Linked DNA regions of Mus musculus: region 1 is linked to region 2. A link is a loop called in an ENCODE intact Hi-C map of the cell type or tissue named here. Cell type or tissue: left cerebral cortex. All regions are shown on one strand. Links, peaks and the distances in the headings refer to the core of each region. The heading gives the core; the rest is flanking DNA.

The links. Hi-C counts contacts between places; a loop is a spot of excess contacts. Peaks named below come from ENCODE experiments on the same cell type or tissue, not always from the same donor. Only the 100,000 strongest peaks of a DNase experiment are listed, where the experiment ranks them.
Region 1: a loop joins it to region 2, with 2.0 times the contacts of the local background. A loop is called at or near these places in 6 of 42 quality-filtered maps.

What each region holds. Positions count from the first base shown.
Region 1 is chr14:25,818,883-25,826,359 of GRCm38, forward strand. No RefSeq gene overlaps it. Among named protein-coding and RNA genes, the nearest start is that of Anxa11, 20 kb to the right of the region's middle. In left cerebral cortex, for the core only: a CTCF peak has its summit at 3,874 (motif pointing left); no DNase peak of the experiment used is centred there.
Region 2 is chr14:25,869,745-25,877,221 of GRCm38, forward strand. It overlaps Anxa11 (annexin A11), which reads left to right. Exons shown (of 15, transcript NM_013469.2): 3 at 325-437; 4 at 2,768-3,154; 5 at 4,200-4,287; 6 at 4,466-4,560; 7 at 4,927-5,040; 8 at 6,917-7,007; 9 at 7,365-7,444. Among named protein-coding and RNA genes, the nearest start is that of Plac9a, 29 kb to the right of the region's middle. In left cerebral cortex, for the core only: no CTCF peak of the experiment used is centred there; DNase peaks (open chromatin) are centred at 2,766 and 3,460; H3K27ac peaks cover 949 bases.

The DNA of each region.
Region 1 (7,477 bases), core at 2,570-5,069, 50 kb before region 2:
AGTGTTTTCCATTCAACCCACTTGCCAATAAGTTCCCAGATGTTGGGCATTGATCTGCTTCACAGTTGAGATATATTGAGGCTGAGAGGATGTTAGGAATCTCACAGTGGCAGAACCCAAATCTAACAGTGAATTTGTCCACAGCCCAGGCTCCTGATAAGCTGTTTTGAGAAGGCCGGGGAGCCTGGTTTAAGCCTGGAGATGGTAGGGGGGCCAGTCTGCAGTGTAGTCTGAAAGATCTTTCGTTTCTTTGTTTCTTCACATCAGGTCACCTCACTGACAGCAGGACGACACAAAGTAAACTCTTCTGTTACACGGTACCTACTGGAGAAATAAAACCACACAAGAGGCCTCAATATATCAAATTATACAGAGTTTTTATTCACCCCAGGTCGGGCAGTCCCAGGCAGAGAAGCTGGAAGCAGCCCCAACCTCCAATTTGTTCAAGTTTTCAAGGCAAAACCTTCTTCTGTGATGTATCTAGAAAGACAGCTGCGGACATTTGCACCAAGCAATCCTTGTTTGCGGAAGCAGAGAGACAACAGGTAAGTGGTCAGACAGTTCTCATGGCCTTGAGGTCAGGGACACAGTGTATAGGAATGTATGGCTATTCTACATGACCAGTGAATTTATGGCTGGTCTACATGACCAGAGACCAGCTTTACCCAAGATAGTTTTAGCACTTAAAGTATCCTTGAGAAAAGCTATAGTTCAGTAGCCTATTACACTTCTGTATAGACTGATAGCGTGACCACTCCATGGTAGGGTTAAGGGGGAAGGGCGTTTATTGTATATATGAGGGAGAGAACAGCCAGGGACATCTAGAAAAGTCAGAGCAGAGAAAGAGTAGACTGAACATGGATGGCCAACAGATTGAACCTGGCCAGGAGAAAAACAGGAGCAAAGTTGGGGCCTTGAGAGAGGGAGAGCACAGGAGAGCAAGAGAGTGAGAGAGGTGGGCGTGGGGAGACAGAGAGGGAGACAAAGCAAGGAAGAGAGAGGGAGAAGGGGCAGAAGGGGGGAGATCGCTGAAGTATCAGTGTTATAAGAAGAATGGGGGCGGCGGTGTCCTGAACTGGAGGGAGTTGAGAGGAAGGGAGGAGGGGAGAAGAGCTGGGATGTTACCGTGGACTCTGAAATGTGTAACAGGTACTGTGACACTGAAGTAGCCTGGAGGCCAGCCTGAGCTTTGAGATGCTTAACAGACACCACAGTTAGCCATCTGTCCCTTCTGTCTTTTGGGACTTAGGGAAATGGAGTTTTCCTCGGATCTGAGGCCCCAGCCTTTTGTTGCTGAAAGGGGACGACATTATCTCTTCTGTAACTGCTTCTCAGCTGAAATCTGGATGTGCTTGTCAGGGCTCAGCAAGGCTGGAATGCCAGGTGTGTTGAATAGGAATGACCCCCACAGAATCATGGGTTTAAATGTTAGGCCTATAGGGAACAGCACTACTAGAAGATGTGACCTAGGGGTCTGGAGAGATGGCTCAGTGCTTAAGAACACTGACTGCTCTTCCAGAGGTCCTGAGTTCAATTCCCAGCAACAACGTGGTGGGTCACAACCATCTGTAATAAGATCTGCTGCCCTCTTCTGGTGTGTCTGAAGACAGCTACAGTGTACTCATGTATATAAAATAAATAAATAATTCTTTAAAAACAAGAAGAAGAAGAAGAAGAAGAAGAAGAAGAAGAAGAAGAAGAAGAAGAAGAAGAAGAAGAAGAAGAAGAAGAAGAAGAAGAAGAAGAAGAAGCAGCAGAAGCAGAAGCAGAAGCAGAAGCAGTAGCTGGGCAGTGGTGGCACACACCTTTAATCCCAGCACTTGGGAGGCAGAAGCAGGTGGATTTCTGAGTTCAAGGCCAGCCTGGTCTACAGAGTGAATTCCAGGACAGCCAGGGCTACACAGAGAAACCCTGTCTCAGAATAAACAAACAAACAAACAAACAAATAAATAAAAGGTGTGGTCTAGTTGGAGTAGGTGTGGCCTTCTTGGAGGAAGTGTGTCACTGTGGAGGTGGGTTTGTGGTCTCATAAGTTCAAGCTAGGCCCAGTGTGGCACACAGTTGCTTCCGCTGCCTGCAGATCAACTCTGTAGAACTCTTAGCTCCTTCTCCAGCACCATGTCTACCTGCATGCCACCATGTTTCCTGCCATGGCTAAACTTCTGAAACTGTAAGGGCCAGCCCCAATTAAATGTTTTCCTTTATAAGAGTTGCTGTGGTCTTGGTGTCTCTCCACAGCTCTAGAAACCCAAACTAAGACACTGGCCAAGGCTGGGAGTTGGGGAAGGGAGTCAGGCAATAGCAGGGAACATCTTCAGTTCCCAGGTTCTGAAGAACCACCTAAGACCAGGGAAGTGCAGGCTGCTTGGCAGCAGTCGAGAGTGCTGATCCAAAGCAGGGTTCAAGGTGGTAAAGATGAGAGCAGGAGTACACAAGGTAAGGGTAGGAGACCTGAGGAATTTCCACCAGAAGCATCCGGTTTGCCGACCATTGGGTAATTCCATCAATTCTTCCCCGAAAGGACTGAAAGAGACAGAGGACAATCATTATTACAGGGAATATGGAAATCAGAGGGATAGAGACATGTGAGAGCTATGGCCTCAAAGAGGACCAGGACAAGAATTCTGTAAAAGAGTTGGCTCCTGGAGGCTGTAGAGTCCTTTCAGCTCAGTAAGTCTTTAATATGGTCTTCCACCTGGCCAGACTGCTCTACATAATAACAGCATTCTTTGAGGAGGAAGCCGGTGCCTCCCCTTTCAGCAGTGAGCAAGTTGAGGATCCTTTGGTTTTGTAGGCCAGAGCTGGTTTTGGAGGAATTGTAGAGTCAAATTGATTAGTGGGAGCAGTCACTGTAAAGAAATACAGTTTAAATAAAGTTTAAAACCTTAAACTTAAGCTGGGCGGTGGTGGCACACACCTTTAGTCCCAGCACTCCGGAGGAGGCAGAGGCAGGCAGATTTCTGAGTTCAAAGTCAGCCTGGTCTACAAAGTGAGTTCCAGGACAGCCAGGGCCACGCAGAGAAACCCTGCCTCTAAAAAACCAAAAACAAAAACAAAAACAACCCTTAAATAGCAGCAGAGAACTTTACTTTCCTGATTGTTTCATAGTGTAACATTACAGAATATGATTTCTTGTATAACTCCATTTATCCAAGTAGCTAAAACTTAGCAAAGTTTAGCAAAGACAAAGAGGCTAGACCTATACCTTCAAGTCCATTTCTTCCAAACTGAGTAGGCCTTAGGAGTTTATAAGCCTTATTTATCAAACATACCTTATTCATCAAACATATGTTGATAATAAGTGTTGTGTTTTACGAAAAGGAGAACTGGGATGTGTTTTGTAGAACCAGGTATGGTGAGATGGAAGGGGTGCCCCTGTGAGCCCATGCTGAGGCATCCCTTCCCCCTGAGGGACCAGCCATATGATGGTATAGTATAGAACCGAGTTTATTTAGGGCATGGGAAGGGGGAATTGAGAAAGGAGAGAGAGAGAGAGAGAGAGAGAGAGAGAGAGAGAGAGAGAGAGAGAGAGAGAGAGAGAGAGAGAGAGAGAAGAGGCCAACCAGGAACACATGGATAGAGAGGGGGAGTGAGGAAGAAAAGGGGCCAGGGAAGAAGAGAGTCAGAGAGAGAAGGGCCAGAGAGAGTAAGAGAGAGGAGGGGATAAATAGGCCCTTTTATAGGAAGCCATGTCCACCTGGCTGTTGCCAGGTAACTGTTGGGCAGAGCCTAGAAGGAATGCCAACAATAAGTCCTATTTTTATAAGCAAGAGTTAACTCCAGGGGCTGGAGAGATGGCTCAGTGCTTAAGAGCACTGACTGCTCTTCCAGAGGTCCTGAGTTCAATTCCCAGTAACGGCATGGTGGCTCACAGCCATCTGTAATAAGATCTGCTGCCCTCTTCTGGTGTGTCTGAAGACAGCTACAATGTACTCACATTAAAAAAAAAAAAAAGAGTTGACTCCAAGTTACATACAAGCATGCTTTAGCAAATTAAGATTACCTATGTATAGATTTTTTTAAACTATCAGCTTTTTTGTTACAAAAGTTTTTTAAAAATAATTTCTTATTTTTGTTTTCTGCACATTGGTCTTTTGCCAGCATGTATGCCAAAGGGAGGGTGTCAGAACCCCCTGAAACTGGAGTTGCAGACAGTTTTGAGTTGCTGTGTAGGTGCTGGGAATTGAGCTCAGATCCTCTGGAAGAGCATTCAGTACTCTTAACCACTGAGCCATCTCTCCACCTGCCTTGTTATAAGCTTTAAACTGACTTTTGGTTAGGGATTTTATAGATTTTTTTAAACTACACCCAATGACTTTACACAACTGTCCTTACAAATCTTGAGATAAACTTTATACTTTGGCCCAAGTTTTAGAGACTTAAGGGAGGGGAGTATTTGGAGAGTTGAGTAACCCCAGAAGAGGATATGAGATGTTGGGAATAGGTTACTTTGCAGCTGTTTTAAAGCTCTGTTGTGTTATCCTTCTCCCAGTCACAAAGTCAGGTGGCCTGCCTGTCCCAAGACAGAGATTTTGGAGGAAACTTTTAAATACACAGGAATGGGTCTGGAGAAGGAGTGTTACAACCCAACTACAGAGCCAACTATTTTTTATGGAGTAGAACAGCATAAAACAAATTTTAAAATATTACCCATATCCAAAAGACCTTTGAATCCAGTAAGACTAAATCCAGTGATTAGAGGGAGGGACTAGAACAAGCAGAGAGCGAAGAAGGCTCAGACTTAAGAACAGGAGACAAAGGAGCCCCATACAGAAGAGTATTTTGAGAGCGGAGAGCAGAGAAAGTCTGAAGAAAAGGATTTGGGGATTATTTATTTGTACAGTGGCAGGAGTTGTTACAATCTGTGAGAATTTGAAAATTAAGTCTATCATCTTTGGCCATTGGAACTGTACTGAGGCCAAGCTGCTTGCTGTAAGACAATAGATTTCTTGGGAGGAAGAGATTAGAGAAAGCGGGTGAGAAGTGCTCTAACTGGGAAGAATTCATGGCTATAGAGACAGCACAAGCGGGAGAGAAGATGGGGTAAGAGCGCCTAAGAAACTTGTCACAAACAGAGGGAGGATTTCACTGTCTAAGAGCCCCTCTGTCTCTAAGATACTGGAAGCACATATTTATCTTAGAGCAGGAAGCCCCTAGTGGGAAATGTGCTTAGGGAAAGAGTCATAAACAGGAATTCCACCAGAGCAAGGATTCCAGGAAGCTCCTGAAGCAAGCTGAGAGCTTGCAGGGAGGGAGAGCAAAGGTGGGAGAGAGAAGGGGAAGTGTTTTCATGACAAGAATTTCAATCCAGGGCACCCTCAAGCAGACAAGAGAAACGTGCCAGGGAGAGATGCCCAAATCACAAAGGAGAGACATCTCTTTCCATAGGATGTCAGACGCTGCCTGATGTATCTATGTGACTTTCGTAGCAGTAGCGGGATCTAGGAGCCAGAGCAGGTGGCTCTGAGGTGACACCCAAGTAAGAGGAGAGGGGCAGAGCATCTGCACCTGATGGGCACCCAGGGTGTATAGCAGGCTCCAAGAGACGACCTGATCCCAGCTGAGAGGCAGGGAGGGAAGAAGCCGTTGGAGAGGCAGACCCTAAAATCTAGAGTGGAAAGTAGTGGGTGGTAGAAACCAGCAGATGCAAATGAGCCACACCTTAGGAGAGTCAAATTAGCAACGTGGTTTGGTTAGGAGAGGCAGAGTCCATTTATGTCCTGTATGCCTCTCCTCAGTCTTGGCACCTGATGGACAAACTGATGTGGGCTGCAGTCAGGGTGACTGTTTTTATTGGAGAGTACGGGGGAGAGACATCCAGGGGCATCTGGAAGAGTCCAGGGGAGAGATTGAAAGACTGAAGATGGGCATCGGACTGCACCTGATCAGGGTGGGATGGAGGGAGAATAGAGGAAGAGTGTGAGAGAACAAAAGAGTGCGGGGGAGGGGGGAGGAGCAGGGAGACAGAGCAAGGAAGAGAGAGGGAGACAGAGCAAGGAAGACAAAGAGAAGGGGGGGAGAGAGGAAGAGTAGGCAAAAAGGGGGGGGACCTAGTTGAAATAGCAGGGCCACAATGAGAATGAATAACTTGACCTGTCCCACTTGAAGTTTAATTAAGACACAGAGGTAAGAGGTATCTATTTGGTTTAAAGCTGTGGCCTTTTGCTGGGGCCAGTCTCTAGCTAGCTCATCTAACTTATCCTGACTTATCCCCTCCCAGTCTCTCCTCGTGGCTCTCACTGTATGCTTCCAGCCCCGTCTGTCTCCCTTCTGCTCCCTGCCTGTGTCTCCTCTCTTGCTCAGAAGTCCTGCCTCCGTAAGGCCTCCCCAGATCCAGTTGTCATTCCAGTCTGAACCAATCCGCAGCAAGAGAACACTTGATCCATTGTTTAAGGGTTACCCTTTGTCACTGAGGGCTGTTTGACCTTCCCCACCGGAGGAGCTTGCTTTTTAATATAATAATCCCTGGGAATCACCTTTTGGGAAGACAAGCATTTACAAACATTTGCATTACAGTAGAAAACTGATCAATAAACTGGGTGTGGTGGCGCATGCCTTTAATCCCAGCACTTGGGAGGCAGAGGCAGGCAGATTTCTGGATTTGAGGCCAGCCTGGTCTACAAAGTGAGTTCCAGGACAGCCAGGGCTATACAGAGAAACCCTGTCTCGGGGGGTGGGGGGGGGGGGGAGAAAGAAAGAAAAAGAAAACTGGTCAAGGGCCACAGAAATGACAATACCGAAAGCCTGCCATCACTTGCTCATGGACACACCCTGAAGGTGTCTTCTCAGTAGTTTGGGACAGGGGAGGAGGTGAGGAGAGCTGGGGATGCTAGTATGGACTCTGCAATGTGTAACAGCCACTTGTGATGTTGGGACCCTGGAAGCCAACGTCAATTGTGTTATGCTAATAGGTACCACAGCTGACCATTTATCTTTTCTGCCTTTTGGAATATGGGAAGATGAAGTTTCCTTTGGACCTGGGAGTCCCTTCTATCCCTTACCATGGGAGATGAACATGTAGATTGGCTGTATTGTGTAGAGGAATTTTAATCCAGCAACACGGCTGCTCTGACAAGGGATCACAGCCTAAGACCTTCTAGGTCTGTGTGATCTGGCTTCAATGACACACATCTTTAATCGCTCCGGCTGGAATACAGACACGCCCTTAATCCCCAACAACGGTGTGTGAGTGGAGAACAATTCGTGAGTGTAAGTCAGTTGAGTCAGTTTGGTGTAGTTCAGAGTGGAGTGTTGGGGTGGGGTGGGGTCTAGGGTTGTGTTAATAATGAGGGCAGGACCACCAGAGTCAGAAACAAACCAGAAGCAACTTTATTCACCTCGAGAAGCACTTCTAGCTGGCTAGGGAGGCAGTCAGGATAGGGAGTTGAAGCCTCAACCTTGGAAGGAGGGAGCAGGTTCTTAAAGCATAAAACCACAAGCCGATGTTCAGGGGGTGGGAAAGAAGGAATTCATAAAT
Region 2 (7,477 bases), core at 1,626-4,125:
CTCTCCATCTGAGAATCCTCAGCATTCCTGGAGTCCATGGCTGTCACATGCTCAGCTCCGCACAGAGCCTAAGGATGGATCTGTCCTCTCACCCAGTGGTGCTGGCTTTGAGAGGACAAAGCATGCCTGACTCCCCACTGGGGCTGGACCTGCCTTCTTCCTCTGCTTTCCCTGGCCCTCTTGTTCCATTCTTTCTGGGTCTTTATAACATTGGCTGGATGCTGGTCTTCCTTGGTTATCACAGCAGCCCCTCTGCAGCCCTCTTTTCTGTTCTGTCAGTGGGCCAGGGATACAGAGCTAATAATGGCTTGGTGTTGCTTTCAGGTGGTGGTCCCTGGGGAGGTGCTGGCTACCCTCCTCCCAGCATGCCCCCTATCGGGCTGGATAACGTAGCCAACTATGCGGGGCAGTTCAACCAGGACTACCTCTCAGGCATGGTAAGTCAGGCCCCTGCCAAGGTATCCCTGGGCCAGGGCTATAGGGATCAAGGCTGCTTACCCCAAGTTCTCAGGGAGACCTCATGCCTGTTTCTGTGAGCATAGAATGCTGAGCAGCAACTTAGAATATGAGGTCATCTACTTAACACCCACCCTACTCTGGCTCCCCCCTCCCCCCATCTATATTAGAGGAAGAGATTCTTGGCACTGAAGGTCTCTCAGGTCCGAGGAGATTGGGTTAGGCTGGTGCCTGCAGGAAGTTTATTGGGAATTTCTCATGAGCTGAGCACGAAGCCTGCAGGGAGGTGAGCATATGTGTGGAGAGCTGCGGGGGCGAGCACGTACAAGGCTGTTCTGGTTGGGTCTTGGTGCCGTGAAGCAGGTAGGTTAGAATGTACATGCTTTTATTTGTTGTTTTGCTTTTTAAAGGATGTTATTTTATAATCGGAAACCAAATGTGTGTTTAGGGGAAACACTGCTACTAGAAGGTACCCAAATTTATGCCAAGGCCCAGTTCTAGGTGCTGGGAATATGTGAGTGCAGCAAACAAAACCCCTGGGCTAGAGAGATAGCCAGGTCTAAGGTGCTTATTCCATACCAGCATTAGGCCGAGTGCAGTTCCCAGGACCCATGTGTACAAAGGCAGGCGTTGTCCTTGTAATCCCAGTGCTAGGGAGGCAGAGACTGGCAGATCCATTGGACTGGCTGACTAGCCAGTCTAGCCTACATGGTGATTCCATGACCAGTGATAAATACTGTGCCAAAAAAGGAGGACTTCTGTCTCCACATGCATCTGCGCACACACAAATCTCAGTCCAGGCACACTTAGCATCTGTGTCAAGGAGACAGGACATGATGTAAGTTAGCAGGTGACAATACTGATCAGTGGCAGGCACTTCTGGGCATCACAGCAAATGCTTAACATTTGGTAGGTGAATCTGTGAAGATGAAGACTTCAAACTCAGCCTGGGCAACATAGAGAGGCCCGGTCTTCGAGGGAAGGGCAGAGGTGGTTGAGGGAGGGAGAGAAGAGCAAGAAGCTAGGAAAGTAGATACACGGCCCTGATAGCATAGGCCTCTAACCTTAGCTTCTTGGAAAACTGAAGCAGGAGGATCCCAAGTTCATGACCTGTTTGGGCTACAAAGTGAGTTCAAGGCCTCCCTGGACAACTTAGACATTGTCTCAAAATAAAAAGGAGAAAAGAAAAAGAAAAGGAAAAGGAAAAGAAAAAGAAGCAGAAAGAGAATGGGGATGTACTGTTAGTAGTAGAGTGCTTACCTAGAATATGTGAGGCCATAAACTCAAGCCCCAGCCCAGGGCGGGAGGGATGGACAGGACAGTAATAATACAGGAGAGGTTCAGAGGTGCTGGTGGGGACTGGAAAGGGACCCTGAGCCAGGTGGTAGTGGTGCACACCTTTAATCCCAGCACTTGGGAGTTCAGGGGCAGCCTGGTCTACAGAGCAGGTTCCAGAACAGCCAGGGCTACACAGAGAAACCCTGTCTCGAAAAGTTGTTGTTGTTGTTGTTGTGGAGGAGGAGGAGGAGGAGGAGGAGGAGGAGGAGGAGGAGGAGGAGGAGACCTCAAACAAAGATCTGACATGGTAGAGAAATGTACTATGCAAATTTCTAGGGATGGCCAGTCCTTAAGGTGCCGTGGACCTGATGACCTTGGGGACAGTGAGCAGGCCTTGGTCATTAAAGAGGGGACGTGAGGGATAGGTAGGGTGAGGGATGAAGATATTGGGACCCATTTCTCAGTGGCATAAGAGGCTGAGGTGAGGATTCAGGCTTTTGTTCTGGGCATGTGCCGGGCCTCACCTACCTCACCTTGACTGACTGTTAGCAGACTGGTGTGACAGGGCCACCTCATGCCTGCAGAAGGAACCCCTGTACTTTCTGGGTCTTTGAGTGGTTAGCTCTACCTAGTTAGTGGCTCTTGGTTGGAAGAAGTAGCTTCCTCTTTCAGGTTCCCATGCTTCTTGCAGAAGGGACAGATTAGAAGTTCTGGTTCACATGCAGAGTCCATGTCAGAGCCCAGCTGCCCTGCATACACTGAGCCAGTGTACCATCATCAGTGGCCAGATTGTCCTTCTTGTCCCATAGTGGGGTGGCAGCAAGCCTGAGCCTAGCATTGTGTGCTGAGCCTAGCATTGTGATGCCTGCATCTATTGCTAGGTATACATAGTGCTGGGGGAGTGGTGGGGGGCGGTTCTGTAGGAGGCTCCCTGCCTAGAGCCATTGCAGAACTCTATAAGGGAAGGGTAAACAGACAAGGTGCTGTCTTTCTGGGCCTATGTTTCTCAGGCTCTGTTTTGTGTACTTGGCAGGCAGCCAACATGTCTGGAACATTTGGAGGAGCCAACGTGCCAAATCTGTATCCTGGGGCTCCTGGGGGTGGCTATCCTCCAGTCCCTCCTGGTGGCTTTGGGCAGCCCCCTCCTGCCCAGCAGCCTGTCCCTCCTTATGGAATGTATCCGCCCCCAGGAGGAAACCCACCTCCTGGGATGCCTTCATATCCAGCCTACCCAGGGGCCCCTGTGCCAGGCCAGCCTATGCCACCCACTGGGCAGCAGCCCCCAGGGGCCTATCCTGGGCAGCCTCCAATGACCTATCCTGGGCAGTCACCAATGCCACCCCCTGGGCAGCAGCCAGTGCCAAGTTACCCAGGATACTCGGGATCTAGTACCATCACCCCTGCTGTGCCACCAGCCCAGGTAAGTGCTTGTCCAAACTGCGTTCAAGCACAGATCTCTGGTCTAGCCAACAAGTTCTTAGAGGATTGAAGGGAAGGCTCAGGCCTCCAGCTACAACATACAAAAGAGCTCTAATTTCTCTTGTGTGCCCACCGAAGGCAAACACACAAGGTCTGGAAGCACAGCCCTGGTGGTTGCTCTTCCGTGAGATTACTCCAGAGGCTTCCAGCATCATGGCCTCATGCCCAGTAGGCCCCTTCTGTGACTTCCTAGACAAATGTGAAGGAGTCTCAGAATCCTCTCTGGATAGGGAAGATTGGCAGCTCCTCCAGGATTTATTTTGGCTCATTCTGGAGATCAGTTTGTGTTAGCAATGCCTGGAATTCATTGTCATGGTTACATGGCCAAACCAGCCAAGCACAGGGCTGGTGGTATGCGCTGGCTGCCTAGTTTTAGACTATTCTAGAGGGTCCATCACCTCCTTGCTTTCATTCCACTGCAACACTGCCCACTCTTCCCCACCCTGAGCGGCTGCCCACTGTTGCTCCCGTCTGTTCCCCATCATGCCCCTTATTGCGGTGATAACCAGCGTGTTCTAGCCACTAGAAAGGCCACTCACTAGGCTACAATAAGCCTGTTTGTAAACACCTGAGGGGAGCACACCTTAAAAGGAGGAAGGTTGATTAGGGCTCATGGTTTCCATCGATGGCTTCTTGGCTTTGTGACTGTGGGCCTGTGGTGGGCAGAACATTGTGGCAGAGAACACTTGGTAAACCAAAGCATAGCAGACTGGAAGTAAATAATGAAAGGGGCTCGGGCCCCAATATTCCCCTCAAGGACCTGCTCCGTCTCTAGTGACCTAATATCTTTCCAGCCGCTACTTCCTAAACACCACATTGACCCGTGAACCTTGGGGCTATTTGTCCAGTGCTTTTGATTTCCTGCTCCTTTAGGTACCTCAGTGCTTAGAGAAGGGGGTGTTTGTGGGATACGAAGAGGTAGAAGAGTCTTACACCTCGGGGCGGCATGGGTGGGTCATCTTACCTGTGGCTATTTGTCTGAGTAGTTTGGAAACCGAGGTACCATCACTGCTGCTTCTGGATTTGACCCCTTGCGAGATGCCGAGGTCCTGCGCAAGGCTATGAAGGGCTTTGGTAAGAGAGCAGACTGACTCCAAACTCACCCCTGCCCCTAGTTCCCTGTGCAGGTCACTGTGTAGGCCCCTGGGAGATGGAGGAGGAGCTGTGTTATGGAAGGCCCTAGGCCGGGAGAGTCCATGGCCACTGAGCATCCTCATATCCCACAGTGTGCCTACTCCTGCCTCTTTCCTAGGAACGGATGAGCAGGCCATCATCGACTGCCTGGGGAGCCGGTCCAACAAGCAGCGTCAGCAGATCCTCCTATCCTTCAAGACGGCCTATGGCAAGGTGAGGTGCAGAGAGGGAGGGCAGGAAGACAGTGAGGGCCTGCGCCAGCACAGCTCCAGGCCCACTGACTCTGCTGAGGCTGGACCTCCAGGATGACCATGAGCTTAGTTAGGGTAGGTTTGCCAAGATAAGCCTGTAGATACAACACTTCTTCCCTGCCCGGCCTCACTTGCCCCTCCTCTGCTTTCGGGCCTCCTGGGAGGTTTAGTTGGTGTAAGTGTTTGGAGGAAAAGGCTTCCAGTACACGAGTACTGCCTGTGTTAGTGCTCCAGCTCAGGGTGCTCCCCGTGGCTGGTATTGACACCGTCGGCTCTATCATCTCCAACGCTCTTCATCTGTGGAGCTTTCATTTGTTTATCCAATCAGGATTTGATCAAAGACCTAAAATCAGAACTGTCGGGAAACTTTGAGAAGACTATCCTGGCCCTGATGAAGACCCCGGTCCTGTTTGATGTCTATGAGATAAAGGAAGCTATCAAGGTGTGTCATTGTGCTTGTGTGAGTCCGCATAGCCACAGCCCAGGCGGAGGGGGGCTGGGCGCCGTGTTACCCACTGACCAGTTGCTACCTAGCCTGACTTCTGTGCGTTCCTGGCTACAGCCCATGAGCGTTAGAAGGAGCAACTGGTAGTTTTTCCAAGATGCAGATAACATGCCATCTTCTCACAGGAAATACCTATGTCTCCATTTCAAGAAATGGCCAGGCTAGGGTTGTGGAGGACATGGGTGATAACAAGAAGGGGTGCCAGGCTGTTGCAGGACTCTTACTAGCAAATAACAGCAACATGTCTAAGGGGCCCAAGCAGCAGAGGCAGGGACCCAGGTGAGGTGGGAAGAAGTAGGGCTAGAACGAAGACAGTGGAAGACAGAGAAGTCCTACCAGTCCCCGAGCTTTCTGAGCACCCACCTGTCTGCCATGTCTGTCCCCACTTCTGTGTACACCCCGACATCCAGCTCTAGATGAACCGAATTCCACACAGGCCCAAATCCCGCATCTTAGCTTGGGCTCGCTCTCTCCCTAGATCTAGTTTGATTTTGACCAGGAAGCAAGTCCTGTCAGGGCTTTACAGCCATCTGGCGGTGTGTGTTCTGTGAGTAGAGGGTCCTTCTCTAGTCAGGCACCATGAAAGAACTACGCACTCAGAGGCACGCTGGGCACGGAGTCTACCTCCACTGGACGATGAGAGTTTTGTGCATGATCTGGAAGGGAAAGGAGACTGGCTGAAGCCCAGCTGCCTGTTAGAGTCTAGAGGGTGGTAAGGGGTGGGGTGTGATGGGGGGCACGTTGGCAATGGCCTGGGCCCAGGAGTGGCTAGTACCCACCTCCAGCACGAGAAGTTGGTGGAATGCTCAAACACAGCAGGCAAGGGGCTAACTGTGCTGGATAGCTGTTGTGTACAGGAATATCCATGATGGAGACAGTGGGTGTTCTTTCAGGACACACAGGTAGTTTCAGGTAAGGGGCTAACATGCACATCCTTTGTAAGTCCCAATAAGCTGCTGGTAGCATTAGGGCAGTACTAAGCATAAAAACACCAGCGTGTCAGCTGTTCGTTCCGCATAGATGAGCCCATTTAGCCCCATTAAGGACTCCTTAGGAGGTAGGTATATATACGGTCCCTTTATAGCCAAGAAATTTGGCACAAGAAGTTAAGCACTTTAGCTGAGGTCACACAGTAAGCTGCAGAGTCAAGATTCAGCCTGATATAAAAGCCAAGCCTCTGCCCCTACTTTCTATCTTCTGCTATCCGGGGCACAGCCATTCCGTTCCTCTCTGCTGCCTTCCTTTCCTTGCTATCTCCAGACAGTTCACTCAGGACTCTAACCTTTTTACATCCATCATGATGGTGCTTTTAGAAACAGAAGATGATCTGCACCTCAGCCTGACCCAGCACGCCGTGTCCATTGCACAGTCACTGTACACACACATACACACACACACACACACACACACCACACACACACACACACACACTTACACACATGCACACGCATACACTCACAACACCACACTCACACACACACACACACACACACACACACAGAGGCACGCACTCACACACACTCACACACACTCACAACACTCACACACACACACCATTAAGTTTCCTGGCCCATGTGACCCTCATGTGATACCTACTCATTGTCCTTGTCCTCATCTCATTGTCTGGGGCTAGGAGGGGAGCTGGCTTTTGAGACATGAGTTTTGTGTGTGTGTGCGTGTGCGTGTGCGTGTGCGTGTGCGTGTGTGTGTGTGTGTCAGGGCCTCTGTTGCTGAGTGGCACCTGCTGTCCTTCCTGGATGCCAATATGAGCCTGGTCACCAGCATGAGATCTGTTCTTTCTATACTGTCATAGGGGGCTGGTACTGATGAGGCCTGCCTGATTGAGATCTTCGCTTCCAGAAGTAACGAACACATCCGGGAGCTAAGCAGGGCCTACAAAACAGGTCTGAAGCTCCCTGGTCACACCCTCTTGCCTTCGTCCTTCTTGTCCCCCGTTTCCTGTCACACCCAACTCACTGGGCTTTGACCCAAGGCCTAACCCTGCCTGCTGTTTACACACAGGGCAGGTGCTTACGGTTGGAAGGGGCTGAGAAAATCTTAAGTGGATTTGGGCCAGGTCTGAGCACAGGCCAGGTCACCCTGGAGTCACAGCTTGTATGAAGCCTGGAAAGTTACATAGGTCACCTGTCACCTCCAGCCCGAGCCCTCTGGACCCTTGTCATGCCAATGTCCCCTACTAACTATGTATGTCTTTAGAGATAACAGACCTGTAGGATAGACCCTGGTGTCTGTCTTTTCAGAGTTCCAAAAAACTCTGGAGGAGGCCATTCGAAGCGACACATCAGGACACTTCCAGCGGCTCCTCATCTCTCTCTCTCAGGTACCTTCCTCACCACAGGATATTAGAGAGGGA